Linked DNA regions of Mus musculus: region 2 is linked to region 1. The links are chromatin loops, found by intact Hi-C in ENCODE. Cell type or tissue: gastrocnemius. All regions are shown on one strand.

The links. Peaks named below come from ENCODE experiments on the same cell type or tissue, not always from the same donor. Only the 100,000 strongest peaks of a DNase experiment are listed, where the experiment ranks them.
Region 2: it touches region 1 in a loop (14-fold over the local background); 39 of 42 quality-filtered maps call a loop at or near these places.

What each region holds. Positions count from the first base shown.
Region 1 is chr5:68,008,104-68,016,103 of GRCm38, forward strand. No RefSeq gene overlaps it. Among named protein-coding and RNA genes, the nearest start is that of Grxcr1, 20 kb to the right of the region's middle. In gastrocnemius, a CTCF peak has its summit at 4,757 (motif pointing left); a DNase peak (open chromatin) is centred at 4,755; H3K27ac peaks cover 360 bases.
Region 2 is chr5:67,751,977-67,759,976 of GRCm38, forward strand. Atp8a1 (ATPase, aminophospholipid transporter (APLT), class I, type 8A, member 1) reads right to left here. Exons shown (of 37, transcript NM_001038999.2): 15 at 4,674-4,718. Among named protein-coding and RNA genes, the nearest start is that of Gm46914, 53 kb to the left of the region's middle. In gastrocnemius, CTCF peaks have their summits at 98 (motif pointing right) and 4,363 (motif pointing right); DNase peaks (open chromatin) are centred at 146, 826, 4,382 and 6,342.

The DNA.
Region 1 (8,000 bases):
GACCTGTACCCACACTTGGGTATATTTACTTTGTGTGAGTCTTTTGAGATGCTCACATTCACACCTAAGTTGTGCCTTACTTTCAAGTAAATGCCTCTCTTTTTCTCAACTCTGCCTTATGCTTACATTAAAACATTTTAGACAGTATTTGTAACCCTGTTTCATTATGCTAGCTATTCCTCATATTGTATTTGGTGGCAACCATTAGTCTTAGTTTGACTTGAGTTGAGATCCCTAAAAGTCTAGAGGAACATCTCAGACCTAGGAGGTGACAGTGTGGAGCTTTGTCTCGGGTTCTTCACTACTGAGAGCAAAAAGAATAGAATCCCAGATATGCAAACGAGATCACAACCTAAGGGGACTTTGCAGCTTTTTTGTGTGTGTGTGTGAAATAAATCAAAGAGGAAGGAAGAGAAAAGAAAAAAGGAGAACAGAGGGAGAGGAAGCCGGAGCCATTCCCAAGGCTCAGGGAGGTAGTTTGGGAGCGATTTCTTAAAATTCAATGCTTTGATGTTTCAAGTTTAAAAATGAGAAGGGGAATTAAAGAGAGATCCGTCACCATGAGGTCAGAACTGGAGTCTGAAGGTCAGGTAGAAGACACATTTCAAAGTAGAGCAAAAGCACAAAGACAAAGACATCATGATGAAAAAAAAATTAGGGATGGGAGGAAAAAAATTAGGCAGCATAGAGGTTCCAAAGTGAGGATGGAAGAGACTCCATGCATAGAAAAAGAACCAGAGAGGAGACATAAGCATTCAAGTAAGACTTGGCAAAAATAAGGATGGATGGCAACAAAGACTAACACACTAAGATCAAAGAATCAGTGCAGGCCTAGCTGCCATGTCTGAGGGCTGCTAGTGCAGCGTACTCAGTCTGAGATTACCAACCCAGGTAGTGCAGACTTTGGTCTCGAGCTTCAATGTGACTAAAAAGCCATGTGTGTTGTGGTGTGTGTGTGTGTGTGTGTGTGTGTGTGTGTGTGTGTGTGTGTGTGTATGTATGTATGAAATGAAGTGATGTTATTTGGAAATGGAACATTGGCAGGTAATCTCACTCAGACATCACAGGGCAGTGAAGAGGAAGCTGATTTAGAAGTTAGTGTCATTTCACAAAGTCTGTAAAGGAGCCAGAAAGACATAATAATGAGATATAAGAAAGTGGACCTTTCCCAGGAATCTCATGCTGGGAGAAGAAATTTGAATGCTGGTGCCAGCCAGAGGAAAACTTGTCTCTTCGAAAGAGATTTCACAGTTCTGACAACTTGTCCTGTTTACAGGAGAGAATGAATCTCACCCAGTGATTTATAGGGTAACATGTTGACCTAGACTGTCCTTTCTTCAAAACACTCTTAACTTTCTGAAATCAAATCAAGATGCCAGAGAACATCAATTTATAAGTAGAAAAGCTTTATTTGAGCCAATAGAGTCAGAGATTTTAGTTTATGGTCACTTGGTCCTACAGCTCTGGGTAGCATCATGGTAGAAATGTGTTATGTGTGGTGGAAGTAACCATTTCTTGATGGTTAGGAAGTGAAAGGTATTGCGGGGGCGGGGAATTGTGTAATATGCCCTTCAAAGATGGGTCTCTTATGATTTAACTTCCTGTCTCTAGCCCTACCTCCTAAAGATTCAAGCATCATACAGTAGTGCTACAATGAAGGCTGTTTTATTGTGGATATGAACTGAACAACACGTCCATATATTCACGATGTATTTTCATTACATTTACACCCTCTTTCACTCTACTCTCCTTTCTCCTCTTATCTTTTCCTAACACTCTCATTAGGTGGAGAGACTTGACTTTGGGGAGACCTTTAAGGTCTAAATCATAATTAGGGTCATTCCTAGGAAGTTTATACACAACAACCAGGAAAAGTAAAAATGACAACAACAACAACAACAACAACAACTCTAAACCTTTAGATCATATGGGGATATTTCAGGTACATGGCTTACGATCTCTCCCCCTTTCTCCTACTTTCTACATTTTTATGTCTTAATTTTATAGAGAAGTGTATAAAAATTCCTCAAAACTGTTTGCTTCAGTTCAAAATGGAATTTTTTGGGGGTGGGTGGCTGTCAAGGTTGGGCTACAGGTCTGCTTCCATACTGATGCTGTGATACTCATTCAACTGCCATGTTTTCCTTTGTCATTATTTTCTTTATTTATTGTCACTTTGCTCCACATGCTACATGTGATCTGGGGAGCTTCAGTTTTCTGAGGTTCAGCTTTGAGTTTTGAGCTTGTGCCCCCCCCCTTTTTTTGAGACTATAGGATATAGAATAAGACTCAGTACAAATGAGTGAACCTCGTCCATCAGGCAGCCGAGGGCAAAACTCCAGTAAGCACTGACTGCATCCACGTACCATGCTGTTGGCCGTGTCCAGGTAACTGGGATTTTACTTTTCTTACATCAATCCCTGCTGTTCCTGGGTCTTGACTCTGAACCGTCACATACCCTCTATGGTCCCCAAAACTGCTACTCGTTGCTTAGCCTTTTCTAGATCTTTCCTTACCATCATGATGGGCACATGACAGAGTCCCTACCTGAAGGGCGGTTTCTGAGAATCCTGCTCAGACCAGTCCCTTACCTCAACCTAGCCTTGTGTTGAACACAACCCATGCCTGACTTATCTGCTATGGGGCCTTATCTGCTTCACCCCTCCTTGAACACAAGTGCTCATTTGAAAGTCAGGTCTGAATTTGTCACAGTGCTCCCTGACCCTCTGTCCTGATGCCACTGTCCCTGACTCTCTCTCCTGCATGTCCCCTTTGCTCTCATTTTCTTAATTAGCCTATTTCTTTCTACCAGCATGACTGCATGACTCTCTGTTTAGGACTCGATCGTTTCCTTTCTCTTGATTAGGTTTTATTTTAGTCTTTCCTTCCCAAATAAAACAGTGGCTTTGAATTGTAATTAGAGAGGCGAAGGCAAATACATAGGTAACTTTGCCAAGCCAGATGCTCTAGAGACCAGCAGGTGTGCTACGGACAGGAGAATAATGGAGGAGCAGGTGCCCAGTACTTATCAGGGGAAAAGACTGGGAACGAAAGCCCTCAATGATACTGGTGCTCTCAATAGGCCATGTAGTCAACAATGTACAGAGCACATCAATAAAAATAATTGCAATTTAAGATTTAATTGAAGAGTGTAAATATGATCTTGTAGGTCATCGTGAGGCATGGTAGCATGGGGCAGTGTTAAGGGAAAAATGTGTCCGTTGAAACACAGTTTTAATTTGCAAAGTCTCCCTAATTATCCATATGGCTTCCTTGACTTTCTTCTTTGAGAATGGAAACAATGGAGTATTATTTCTGAGCTCCCTTCTCCTTCCTTCTCTGAGCTTTGCCCATATCTCATTCCTACAATTGGCCCAGCAGTATAACAGATCCAACCAATTGCTCTTTCTATTCCTTTAAAGGAGTATAAATATCCTAGAAGTTGTAGGAATGTTATAGTTGTTGAGACATGATGTTTCTTAAAACAAATTAGTAGTCATCACTGCAAAATGTTGAACCTCTTGCTTCCTAAGGACATCCACCAATACCACAGCCAGATCTGTAAAGGACATGCCACTGTCAAGTACATGTTGGCTGCCTTTCTACTCCCAGGAATTTTATTTGTTCCTATGTGATCTTCCAGCGGGTTCATAAGAGACATGAAAATGAAAACTTTCCACTGCACAGGACTGAGGGCGCATAGTTCACCACACACGGAAACACAAAAGATAAGAGGCTTTTTATATTTTCCAGAAATAGAACAAGGGGTTTCATTCAGCCAGAAATGAGAGAGAGAGAGAGAGAGAGAGAGAGAGAGAGAGAGAGAGAGAGAGAGAGCAACATTGGGAAATTGGGTTTTCATTTCTGATATCCCAACATTCTAAAGCGAGGCTGCAGGAATTCGTTTTGCATGTCAATTCTTATTTTGATAACTTTGAGCAATACTTTTAATGTTTCTGTGCCTTGGTTTCCTCATGTGTAAAATTGGGAATATATTTTATACTGTGCAGGTTTGTTTTAAGGGCTGAAAGAAGTAACACACAGGACACTTCTTAGTAAACAGTCATAATAAATATCATCAACACTGTTATTTATAAAGCATCCAAAAATGGAAGTAGCCTGACTAGAATGGAGTGCCTCACTCCAAATAATTTATACACAGCCAGATTCTTGTATTCAAATATGATTTCATAATTGGATATTGTAAATCTTGGCTTCTGAAAGACTACAAGTTTACAGGCCAAAAAAAAAAAAAAAAAAAAAATTCAGCTTTCAAAACAGCAAACGTTCAAACCCTCTAAATAGGCCACAAAAATAGGCTCTACTTGTCTGTCTTCCCAGGCCAAAAAGCAACTTATCAGTTGTATGTTCCAGTGCTGGTATCATTTGTGAAACAGCAGCAGCAGCAGCAACAACAACAGCCAACAACTAGAGATTTATCCATCTCTATTCTCTCTATGCCAGTGGTTCGTTGAGGGCAGGAGCTTAAGGAATTTTGAATCCTGATTGCTTAGCAGGACATGGGAGCTAGACATTGGATTTAATCCACTGTGGAGACAATGAGTAACACCAGTGTTCTGAGGAAGGAGCAGTAGATGTACCCGAGGGAATTCTAATCACACCTATAAGAAAACAGGGAAGGGAAGCATGTGGGAATTCTAAAGCACCAGAAGGAGCTGGGCTAAGAACTACTTCAGGAGAAACTTAAGATAAATTACATAAGTGCCTCTCGGTCAGGGATGCACTGCCCCCTGGGGGTCATTCTGGAAACTGCTGCATGCTGTTGCTTACGTGGTAGGTGGCTGTGGTTGGTGGTGTCATTAAGGGAAGCCCTGTCCAGGGATTTTTAGGTGTCTCATCGTATGTCTGGATCAGCTGTAATGTAAATTTTGTTATCACACATCAATCCTGTCAGTTTCCAGAACTTGACTTTTGTTTAAGAGTTGTGGAGAAGAAACTGTAGGATGATTGGGCTGTCTCTATGGGGGTGGAACTTACAGCTATCCGTTTTCTTTCAGAATAGTAAAGGGGGTATAAAATAATCGAATTATAAGGGAGATCATGCTGTGCTACAGTTGGTACAGTTTAAGAAAGACTTTTAAGTAACCATATTTTAGGAATCGCTGACTGAATTACAACCTAGCCTTGCTGAATGAAATGGTTCTCAGAGGTTAGAGCTCATTCATAAAATATTAAATGTACCATTAAGGCGATTCAGCTCCATCTGCTTCTATGACAAGGGGTTGCTCTCAGGGCCATGGCTGCTCTCTTGATATGAGAATGTCATTGAGGTCTTTACAATATGAATCATAAAGACAAGTCTTAAAAAGCCAGATGAGCCCGCACGCCATCAGAGAAGGGTTTTGCCTCTTTCCATTTCCCATAAAAGGCCAGCTGCATCACGTTCTACAACTGAAGAACATTCATGTGCTCACCAGGTGCCAGAGCCCAAAAATCGGAAGTGGAGAAAGATGGAACAAAATATTTCACCAACAGAGGGGACGGAGGAAGGAAGGAGGCAATTAGAATGGGAGAGAGAGAAGGGAAAATATCCCATGGAAACACTTTGATGGGGGGTGAAAGTAACCATGGAACTTTATGAAACTGCTAGTCAGAAGAGCATAAGAAATGGATGTTAATCTTTCAAATGTTTTAGGGGAGCTCACTAGTCTACTTTCATCCCTTTGGATTTTTTGACCTATGCTTTTTCATGCTTTAGAAAATATAGAAGTCAAAGCTGGTTTGTAGATTTGTGATACACCTAGATCTTATAATTGAGAGGGAGGTTCTCAACAGAGGAGCTGGGCTGAGGTGGGGACTCTGAATGTAGGAAGAAGACACCAGTGATGTTTCCAAGGAAGCATAGGTGATGTTCTGGTGTTGGTAGCCCTATTGAGAGAGATGGAGATTGTGGCAGCAGTGCAGAAGATGGGAAAGATGAGCATTTGTGACAGGATCCCATTTAAAAGCAATGACCACTCAACACATAAGAGCAAGCAAAACTCCCAAAGTAGTCTAAACCATCACCATCATTTCACTCAAATGCTTCATCTACTTAAATTCAATCTATCATACTTACTAGTTCCAGAAAGATAGTACGCTTGCATTGGAATTTTGGTGCAGTTTGGTAATAGGAAGGAGCAACTACTTTGATGAATTTTTCCCTGGCACCTCAGAGGTTGATTGGAAGCCACATGAAGCTTCAAACGAGTTCAAGTATACAGGGATATAAAGTTCAGCAACATAAGGCAGGGCATAATACCAAGTCTTGAGAAGAGCCAAGAATCAAGACAGCTATTTCCTCCGTCTCAGTCTGCCTTTGAAGAGCCTAGAATTGCTATGTTCTATTTCTCTGTAATCTGAGTTCGAGATTGTATTCCCATTGCTCAGTCACTCAAGCTGTTAGCCAGACTCGGGGAGGAGAAGAGTGGTTCAGGTGAGCAGCTCAAAACACACCTGCTGAGGGCTGCAGATGAAGCTCTCCACTGAATAGGCTGTAAAAAGTGCATCGCATAGGTGAGTGTATGTTTCTGCTTGTTCACGAGTGTGGGTGGGAGTATATGTGAATCACGGCACATATGCACTGTGTAGAGGTCAGAGGACCTTTGAGTGCCGATCTACACCTTCCATCTTGTTTTAGACAGGGTCACTTCACCTCTGTGTGTTATCGGGCACACAGCATCTGGAGCTTCGCCTGTTTCCAGCTCTCCTCTCTTTTCTTGTAGGAAGTGCATTACGATGACAGATCCACGCTGCTGTGGCTGGCTTTTAAATTGGTTCTGTGTATCCAAACTCAGAGAATCAGGTTTGAATGAAAAGTACTTTTACTCATCTAGACACATCCCCCATCTTTTTATAGGGTCTTTGGAATTTTAGAACTTAGAAAATGGAGCTATACCTCCATGGCTGTTGGTTCTCCTAGGAATGCCAACTCAAGGACAGTTTCTGGGTGTGTGTGATTTATGCTGTCTCTGCTCCCAGGTAACAACAATGTGTTTCTACAACCCCTCTGCCCATTTTAGCTCCACGATAAAGATACAATGAAGAAACCTGGAATTTTTATTTACAAGCTTCCAGGACAAACTGCTGAGAATTTCTGAACTATTCTATCCCAATCAGTTGTGATAGATAGAAATTTTTACACAACATTGAGATCACAGATTCTTTTTGTTTAATTTAATTTTTTTAATTAGGTATTTTCTTCATTTACATTTCAAATGCTATCCCCAAAGTCCCCCAGACTCTACCCACCCTACTCCCCTACCCACCCACTCCCACTTCTTGGCCATGGCATTTCCCCGTACTGAGGGATATAAAGTTTGCAAGACCAAGGGACCTCTCTTTCCAATGATGGCAGACAAGGCCATCTTCTGATACTTATGCAGCTACAGACACGAGCTCCGGGGTACTGGTTAGTTCATATTGTTGTTCCACCTATAGGGTTGCAGATCTGCCCCCAGTTCCTTGGGTACTTTCTCTAGCTCCTCCATTGGGGGCCCTGTGATCCATCCAATAGCTGACTGTGAGCATCCACTTCTGTGTTTGCTAGGCCCCGACATAGTCTCACAAGAGACAGCTATATCAGGGTCCTTTCAGCAAAATCTTGCCAGTGTATGCAATGGTGTCAGCGTTTGGAGGCTGATTATGGGATGGATCCCTGGATATGGCAGTCTCTAGATGGTCCATCCTTTTGTCTCCGCTCCAAACTTTGTCTCTGTAACTCCTTCCATGGGTGTTTTGTTCCCAATTCTAAGAAGGGGCAAAGTGTCCACACTTTGGTCTTCGTTCTTTTTCAGTTTCATGTGTTTTGCAAATTGTAACTATATCTTGGGTATTCTAAGTTTCTGTGCTAATATCCACTTATCAGTGAGTACATATCATTTGAGTTCTTTTGTGATTGGGTTACCTCACTCAGATTAATGGCCTCCAGGTCCAACCATTTGCCTAGGAATTTCATAAATTCATTCCTTTTAATAGCTGAGTAGTACTCCATTGTGTAA
Region 2 (8,000 bases), 260 kb before region 1:
CATTCTTTACATCCCTCGATCTCCTACTGGCATTTTCCACAAAGTGGCTTGCTTCTTTTGCCTTCCAAAAGTCAGGAGTGTGTTTCAGAACTTGGACCACTAGGTGGCAGGTCCTCCCTTCACGCCTCTGCTCCAGCCCAGTTTTCTCTGGCTCATAAACCTTTCCAAATGGAATAGGGTTTGAAAGGAGACTTCTTGGCATTCTTCCCTTAAGTTGGTCCAAGGAACGAAACCCATGGGGGACCACAGGGCAAGAGCTCTCCAGCCACAGGGAGATTACTGCTGGTATAGGTGATCTGCCAGGCTAAATGGTACAAAACCATAGAAACACGGCTAATCATTGTCCTATAAGGTCTGGACTGATGCTTGGCTTTTAACAAAGCAGTGATCTGACTGCTGGGGCCAGAAAGTCCTTCAGCTGAGGATACATTTGAACACATAAAGCTGCATAATAATTACCTTATGGCAATTATCACAGAGAAGCTGAGTCGCAGCTCTGGGAGAACTCATCTTTCTATTCAAATGATTCAGTTTTTAAAATGATAAAAATCTCAGTCCCAGGAGAAAGGTGTATTTTTCTCTCTTTAATACTTCCATGACTAGTGTGGATTAAAACAAAACAACACCCCATTGGTCTTGGAGTCTCTTCAGGTTTGGAGGCCGGGTGAACGGGAGCCACTGGCACATGCTCCCCGAGATATTGTGTGACAGACTGGATGTAAAGAAAGAGCAGTTGAGAGAGCACTTGCACAATGTGTCGGCCTGGACAAGCTCACTGCCCACTGTACAGCACCCGTGTAGAGGCTGGCTTCCTGATCCGTGCCACATCTCCCGGACGACCTGAGGCAGAGCTCCTTTGGTAGCGCAAGTCAGTTTTCTGAGGCAATGAACACGGTTGTACAAAGCCTGTTTGCTCAGCATCCTCTCTGACTCAGGGGCTGATCTCTTCCCTAACCTAGTGGACCTGCCTCAGCTTAAGGGCTTCTGGCCCCAGCAGTCAGAGAACTGTTTTTTAAAAGAGTCTGTACCTCTAGGATTTTTTTAAGGTCCTGTTCATTGGTAGTCAAAACTGCTTGCTGGTAGATTTAATTTTTTTAGTAATGAGTTTGTTACTCAGAGTAGTTAAGTCCAAGAATTTGAATGGGTGATTAAATGCACTGTTTTGGCTAGATAATGGTTGGTTTTGATCAAAGTAAATGAGACTCAGTTTCCTGGGTGACTGCAAGTATTTCTGAAAGCAATTACAAAAGAGGAGTTCTAAAATGCTGTGTGAGAGTCTGCACTGCTGAAGAAAGAGCCTGCCAAGGGGACTCCTTTGAAGACTGATGCTAATGGAGATGGGTTAGCTCTCATTATTCTAAGGGCACGCCTGGAAGAATGCTCTACCCAGCCTACCTTCTACAGCAGAATAAATAAATGCCACTCACGCCACACATAATTATAGGCTAGGTAAAATGAGAAAATAACCAAGCAGAAAAGAGAAACTTGTTCAACCTGCAGATACTATAATAATACAAAAAAACAAAACAAAAACAAAAACAAAAAACCACTGAACGACTGCAGGGCCAGCTCTAAGGCAAGCTCTCTGTCACCCCACTGTCATTTACTTGAAAAATAACAAGAACATAACGTGTGACTGTATCAAGAAGTTAAGAAAAAACAAACATATCTACTTAGATTTGCTTCAGAATAATAAGGGTAGAAAGGCACAGGAGGGATAAGGGTGACCCAGGGCATAGCCTGTTAAAATAACTGATGGGGACATTTGTTCATTCTGCTTATATTTAAACTTTCCAAAATAATTTTTTAAGAGAAAATGATTATGAATATTTGTGGGTTTTTGAAAGTAATCATGTGATAACTTATAATTACATGGATGTTTTTCTCTCTAGTCCTTCCAATATTGATACTATCAATTTAGATAATGGTTTTTAATAGAAAGGAATTGGTCTCCAAGTCTCCACGTTTGTTTATGGTTCTTGGCAACAACAGGAAACAGTGCCAATTCTAGAGTTAGTAGCTATGCACTGGGAAGTCATAATCTAGACAAATCACTTATATTAATACATTTTTAGAGGATTTCAGCTATTGCACAGTCTTTAATGCCAAGAGTATATTTGAAAGGGTCTTTAGAATGGACCAAATATAAACACATAATTTTCACATGTGGATTTTCTTAACATTTTTGTGGTGAGTGCCATTTCAAGCAGGACAATTAAACAGACAGCTACAAGCTTGCTACGTGGCATTCAGTCAACTTCACATTGCCAGACAAAGCTGCCAAGCAGCTATTGAGATGACTTCTAGAGTTTTGGAGAGAGTCTTCCATAGTCTCTCCTCCTGCAGCAGTAGCATAGAGCCACTGTCACATATGCAGAGCACAGGGTTCCACCACGGCCACAGTTGATCTTGGTTTTCTCAGCAATATAAAACCAATTAGATGAGGCCCTTGGAAGTATGGAGTCTTGTATGAGCTTCTGAGTTAGGGTTCCTCAACTCAGTCAAACGGTAGATGTTCAATTTGCCTCTCCTTAACAACCTCAGCAATTCAACTGAAATAAAATCAGTTAGGGCTTGAAATGCAAAGCTATCCCGTGCTCCAAAAGAAACACAAGTCTTTCAAGTCTACAGACGTGTGACGGCACTAACACACCTTTCATAATCAGGCTAAGCCAGGATTACCTCTGGCTCTCACCCATGTCCGCTGGTTGTGTTCTTGGGGAGACTACTTACAGGCTTCTCTCTATAAAACCTATCAACTTGAAAATGATCATGTCAGATAGATGGTGCAGACTGAGAATTATAGTGCCACCAGCACTAGCCTTCTAGTTAGGGCTTAGTTAATTGTCAATGTTTCCTACTGATTTAACGGCTAATGGTGGTCATAGTCTTCCAATAAGTCTACTCAGGTAGTTAGTAACTTGTGTGAAGGACAGGTCAGGGTCTAAACATTGATGGTCAGAGTCCAAAGCTCACATGCATGGCCACTCCACATAACCCTACACAGAACCTCAAAAAAAAAAAAAAAAAAAAAAAAAACCCTGCATCTTTACCTTTGCAAACCTACAAGTGTAGACAGAGACCCCCCCCCCCCCCCAAGTATACAAATAAACAAAGTGCCTTTTCCATAAAATGATACTCGTCTTTCCTGGTGCACTTTTAGACTCAATGGCAGAGTGAAAATACATAATTCATGAAAAAGTTGTTATATTTCATTTGAACTTAGATTCCCCCCCAAAAGATACTTTAATGAAAAAAAAAAAACTTATGAGCAAGATAAATGACATAACCCCTTTTCCAACAGTGGTTAGTGGCATGAAACAACCCCTGCTCAAAGTCTAATGTTTTAAATGATCTGGGAAAATAATATAAGACTTTGGAGAAAACCACAGCGAGACTAAGAAAAAGGAGTCATGTCTCTTAAGAGAGATATGTGTATCAATTCTACAGTACTTAATGGTATTAAAATGGGTCAAACTGTCCTATAGACAAGCAGCATATAAAGATGCATAGGTGTTAAAAAAAAAAAAAGGAGGCAGGGTTTATTTAGATAACATCTGACCTGGGTCAAAGAGTATCCACAGTAAAAGCTTTAACTACAGGGTCGCGGGACCAGATAAGTAGGAATGTAGGCAAGGCTAAGGCAAGCAATGATAAAATGCTCGTCTGAGTGGTATGAAGAGCCAAATGACTGTGATAGGTGTCAGAATGTGTAGGACTCCTTGTAATGAGCACTGTTGGTGGCACCGGTCACAGGAGTCAAACAGCTGCCTCTGTAATCCTGGGTGCTATGAGGCTTACTGAAAACTCATATCAAATCCCCACTTTACTGAAATAAATCCCAAGAAGGCTGAAAACTTATTCTGTAACTGGAGTTCAATGGATCGTGGAAATATAACTTAATCATAAAGCCTATGAGGTCCAGATAAATAGAAGTCTTTTTTTCAAAATCACTAGCTTTAAAGAAACTATAATTGTTCAAATTTTATTTGCCACAAGATCATGACAAATCATACAAGTAACAAAATACACTAAATTCCCCTAGATAAAAATGCAAATACATGGCTGAAAGAATTTTAATGTAAAACAAAACAAAAGCAAAAAGCTTCCCATAGGAGTGAAATTAAATTTATACTATGCTATTTTTAATAAATCTATGATGAATGTACATTTACTGATAGGTTGCAGGAAGTCTAGTTCTAGAACACTTTGGCCTTACATTTAAAGGTCTTCATTTTATAGCCTCTGAAGAGACATAGAAATAATGAACAATGTTAAAAGGAAACTTGTACCACTTGGGCCTGTAGCTGCATTATCTGGTCCATGGGCGCGTTATCCGCACAGTGGCAGAAGGGGGCAGTGCTGAGCTAAAAAAAAAACCATAAGCAAGCTTTAATTGCTGCAGCAGCAGATTTTCCTGCCCAGGCACTTTGGAATCGATCCCTACCGCCTTATAGATAAATAATATAAGACTCCAGCAACCTTTAAAGCTTTAGAATATGTTTACAAGGGCTTTCGATAGAAAAATCAAGGATACTCTGAGTTTAATACCCAGTACAGAGCATCATCACCCAACACCTGTGAAGATGGCTCCCAGAGACCAGAAAAGCCTGTTTACAAAGCAATACATCAGAAGCTTTCAAAGAGAGCAGTGGAAGTACCACGTAGCTTACCATTCATCGGGCGAGCACCCATAATCCTCAGGTTCAGGGACATGGCTTCAGGAGGAGGGACAGAAAGAGAGGGAAAAATAATCACAGAAAGGCTGGAAACATAAAACCATGGAGAAGGAGAGCTGAGAGGCGGGTTTCTAGAAAGTTAAGAAGATGAACATTTAGTTGGATCTGGGAGAATGGCAGTTAGTACAGGGAGGAGAACATGAGGATTTATGGTAACCAAGTGGATTTACAAAGGTACCCTGTACCCCAGAATTGAACGGTGCATAGAGGTCAAAATTTAGTATTGAATATGTTTAAATTTAGCTGTTGAAACATATGCTATAGAGCCAGTAGGAAGTGCATTATTTATATTTATAACCATAACAATGTGTTTCAATGATACATACATGCTAGTCATGTCGGGCACAGTTAAAAAATGGGCACGTCACACATTAAAAAAAATCTGTTGTATAATTTTCAGGAAGCTTTGACTGGCTTGACACAATAACTTCCTAAGAGGGTAATGGGAGTAAAAGTTAACTGTATTTGTTTAATTAAATGGAGCCACTGATATTTAAAATGGTCCACCCATCAAATACTTTTTAATCTTTTTTAAAAAAGATTTATTTTATTATTATACGTAAGTACACTGTAGTTGTCTTCAGACGCACCAGAAGAGGGCATCAGATCTCATTACGGGTGGTTGTGAGCCACCATGTGGTTGCTGGGATTTGAACTCAGGACCTTTGGAAGAGCAGTCAGTGCTCTTACCCACTGAGCCATCTCAACAGCCCACTTTTTAATCTTTAAAAAAAAAGTCTTCTATCCATACTTTAATTTTATCCACTAGCTCATGGAAACATAGGGAAGGACCCCTTGGCATAGTTCATACGACACCTAACATACATATCAGCATAGATTCTCTTATTTCCTTTTTCTTTCATTACATATGATAATTCAGTACTTTCACTTTCATTTAGACGATTATATGAAGGAAGAGTGTAAAATGCTGAGATCGTTTTTTTTTTTGATAAGTATAATAAGCAGCTCATAAATAAATAAATAAATAAATAAATAAATAAGAAGTCATTAACATCCCAAATGACTGCCTGCTCTTTTAACCTTGTCACGGCACAGTAAGTTTTCCCTAGGGATAAACAGCAGTCACAGCAAAAGGGACCCCCAAAGCTCACGACTCCTCCCTGCCAAAGGCTTGTGTTTACTGTTTTAAGAGGAAGGACTCACCCTGACCATCTCAGGCTAGATTCCTACGAAAGGGGCTAGCCTGTGGCAATGCACTGTGGAAATGGGCTGCAGCCCCCCAGGGACTATCATTTATGATTACCCTCAAGGTTTGGGCCCCAGCTCCTGGACTGCACAGAATGGCAGTCAGTAATGTCTCTGGAAGAGCTAGTAACTGTCCAAGCAATGAACACTGCGAGAAGGCCCTGCCAGCTTGCACTGGTACTGGGTCCCTGCTCACTGTTTCACACCAGCACTGGACCTAATGCTTCCAAAATCCTGAGGCTTAACAGCCACGGAACACAAGGGCCACAGTGCCTTCCCTGGAGTCTGGTGCAGCCCTGGCAGAAGCGAAGTACCACCATTCGTTCAGAGGGTGGTGGGCAGCAGGTGACTTGTTTCCATGAGTTTCTATGACTGCAGCTTGGCAGCTCTTGTGTTGGCCAGCTATCTGGCTACTGGCCCAAGGGCAAGGCATGCCAGTGTGGTCATAGCTGTCTGGGGAGTTCATTTAAACTCCTTCTCAGATCTGGGCTCGAGGATCACTCTGTCAGGAACCGTCCCTTGACCTTAGTCTTTAGATAACTTCACACCATCTGAGGCTCACACTGATTCTTGCCTCGTATTAGGACTACTGTTGTATTATAATTAATTAATATCTATTAACCCCAGTTAGACTGTGAACTCTGAGTGGGAACCATGCAAACTCTGCTTGACTAGGTTTCTACTACCTAACCAAGAGCCAGCTGCAGGAGGCCGGCTTCTTCTCTTATATGCAAATGACAGGTCAAGGTTGGCCACCAGACACACCTACTGGCTGTAATCTAGTCCTTGGGGCTAGGCGTATGGTAACCTGATGAGTCTCTCCTCGGGTTTGTAGGATTAGTCATCTCCGCCTAAACATACTATTTGTAAACAAAACCTGCCCTGTAAAATATTGACATTCGTTAGTAAGTATGGACATGGAATCTTCATTTGTTTTCACCACGAAATACAAATAAAATAACAATGACAAAAAGAGTCATTCAGGTTGCTTAATAGACTGTTTTTCTGCCCCAGAGCTAGTATAGATTAAATTGCTGACTGCTTTTCAGCCCCAGACTATATTGTGGACAATCAGGATATAAGGAAAATGTTTCAAATCTTCAAGGCATTGAGAACTCCAGCCAGTGAACAGAGAAGTTCTTATCTATTGCAGATTTGCAATTGATTATAATACGCACAGGCATTTCCATAGTGTAACCTGTTACACTGAGACTCTCCTAAAGGTTTATAGTGTAATTCCTAGTTTGTAGCAAGATGAATTGATAAATATAACTTTATTTATATTTAATTACAACTTCCCCATAAGATGATCTAAGGTTAAAAAAAACAAAACAAAACCAAAAACAAACAATCAAACAAACAAACCAGTAAGTTTAAACAGAGGCATTCCTACCACAAAATTAATTTCTGTGAAATAGTCACTGCTAACTTTCTTTGAATTTCGTTGTCTGTCATGAAATTCAAAAAGGAAAAGTCTGAGGCAAAGCTTAAGTGAATTGAGAGATACTTTATTAAAATGAAATTCTGAATGAAGCATTGGTGTTAAACACCTATCCCTATGAAACCACTGGATATAGAAAACCAACGGAAACTCTACTATTGGGACCTAAGAGATTGTCCGGTTTTCCTCTTTATTGAGTCCCGCAGAGCTAAGAACATCTGAAAGGAAATTGTTGAAGGTCACATGAGGACATCTAAGACTCCATTTGTAAACAAAACCTGACGTGTAAACTACTGGCATTCTGTGGTCAGTAAAGACACAGCTTGTTTGTAAGAACCTTCATTTGTTTATAATGATCAAATGTCTGGTCCCACAAAATAAAAATAAAGTAACAATAACTAAAGGAGCCGTCCTGGTTGTTTAATAGACTGTGGATAAGGTAGAATTCATACCTTATCTCTTCACTTCATTCTTAGGGAGTGTTCTCACCAAGACATTTCATTGACCTTCTAACTGACAGGACAGACATTTGTCAAAGCCACCCTGTCTTCACACACTAGTGCTTTAAGGAGTTATCAACAGACCAGGGAAGAGTTCTGCTTCTGTACATGTGG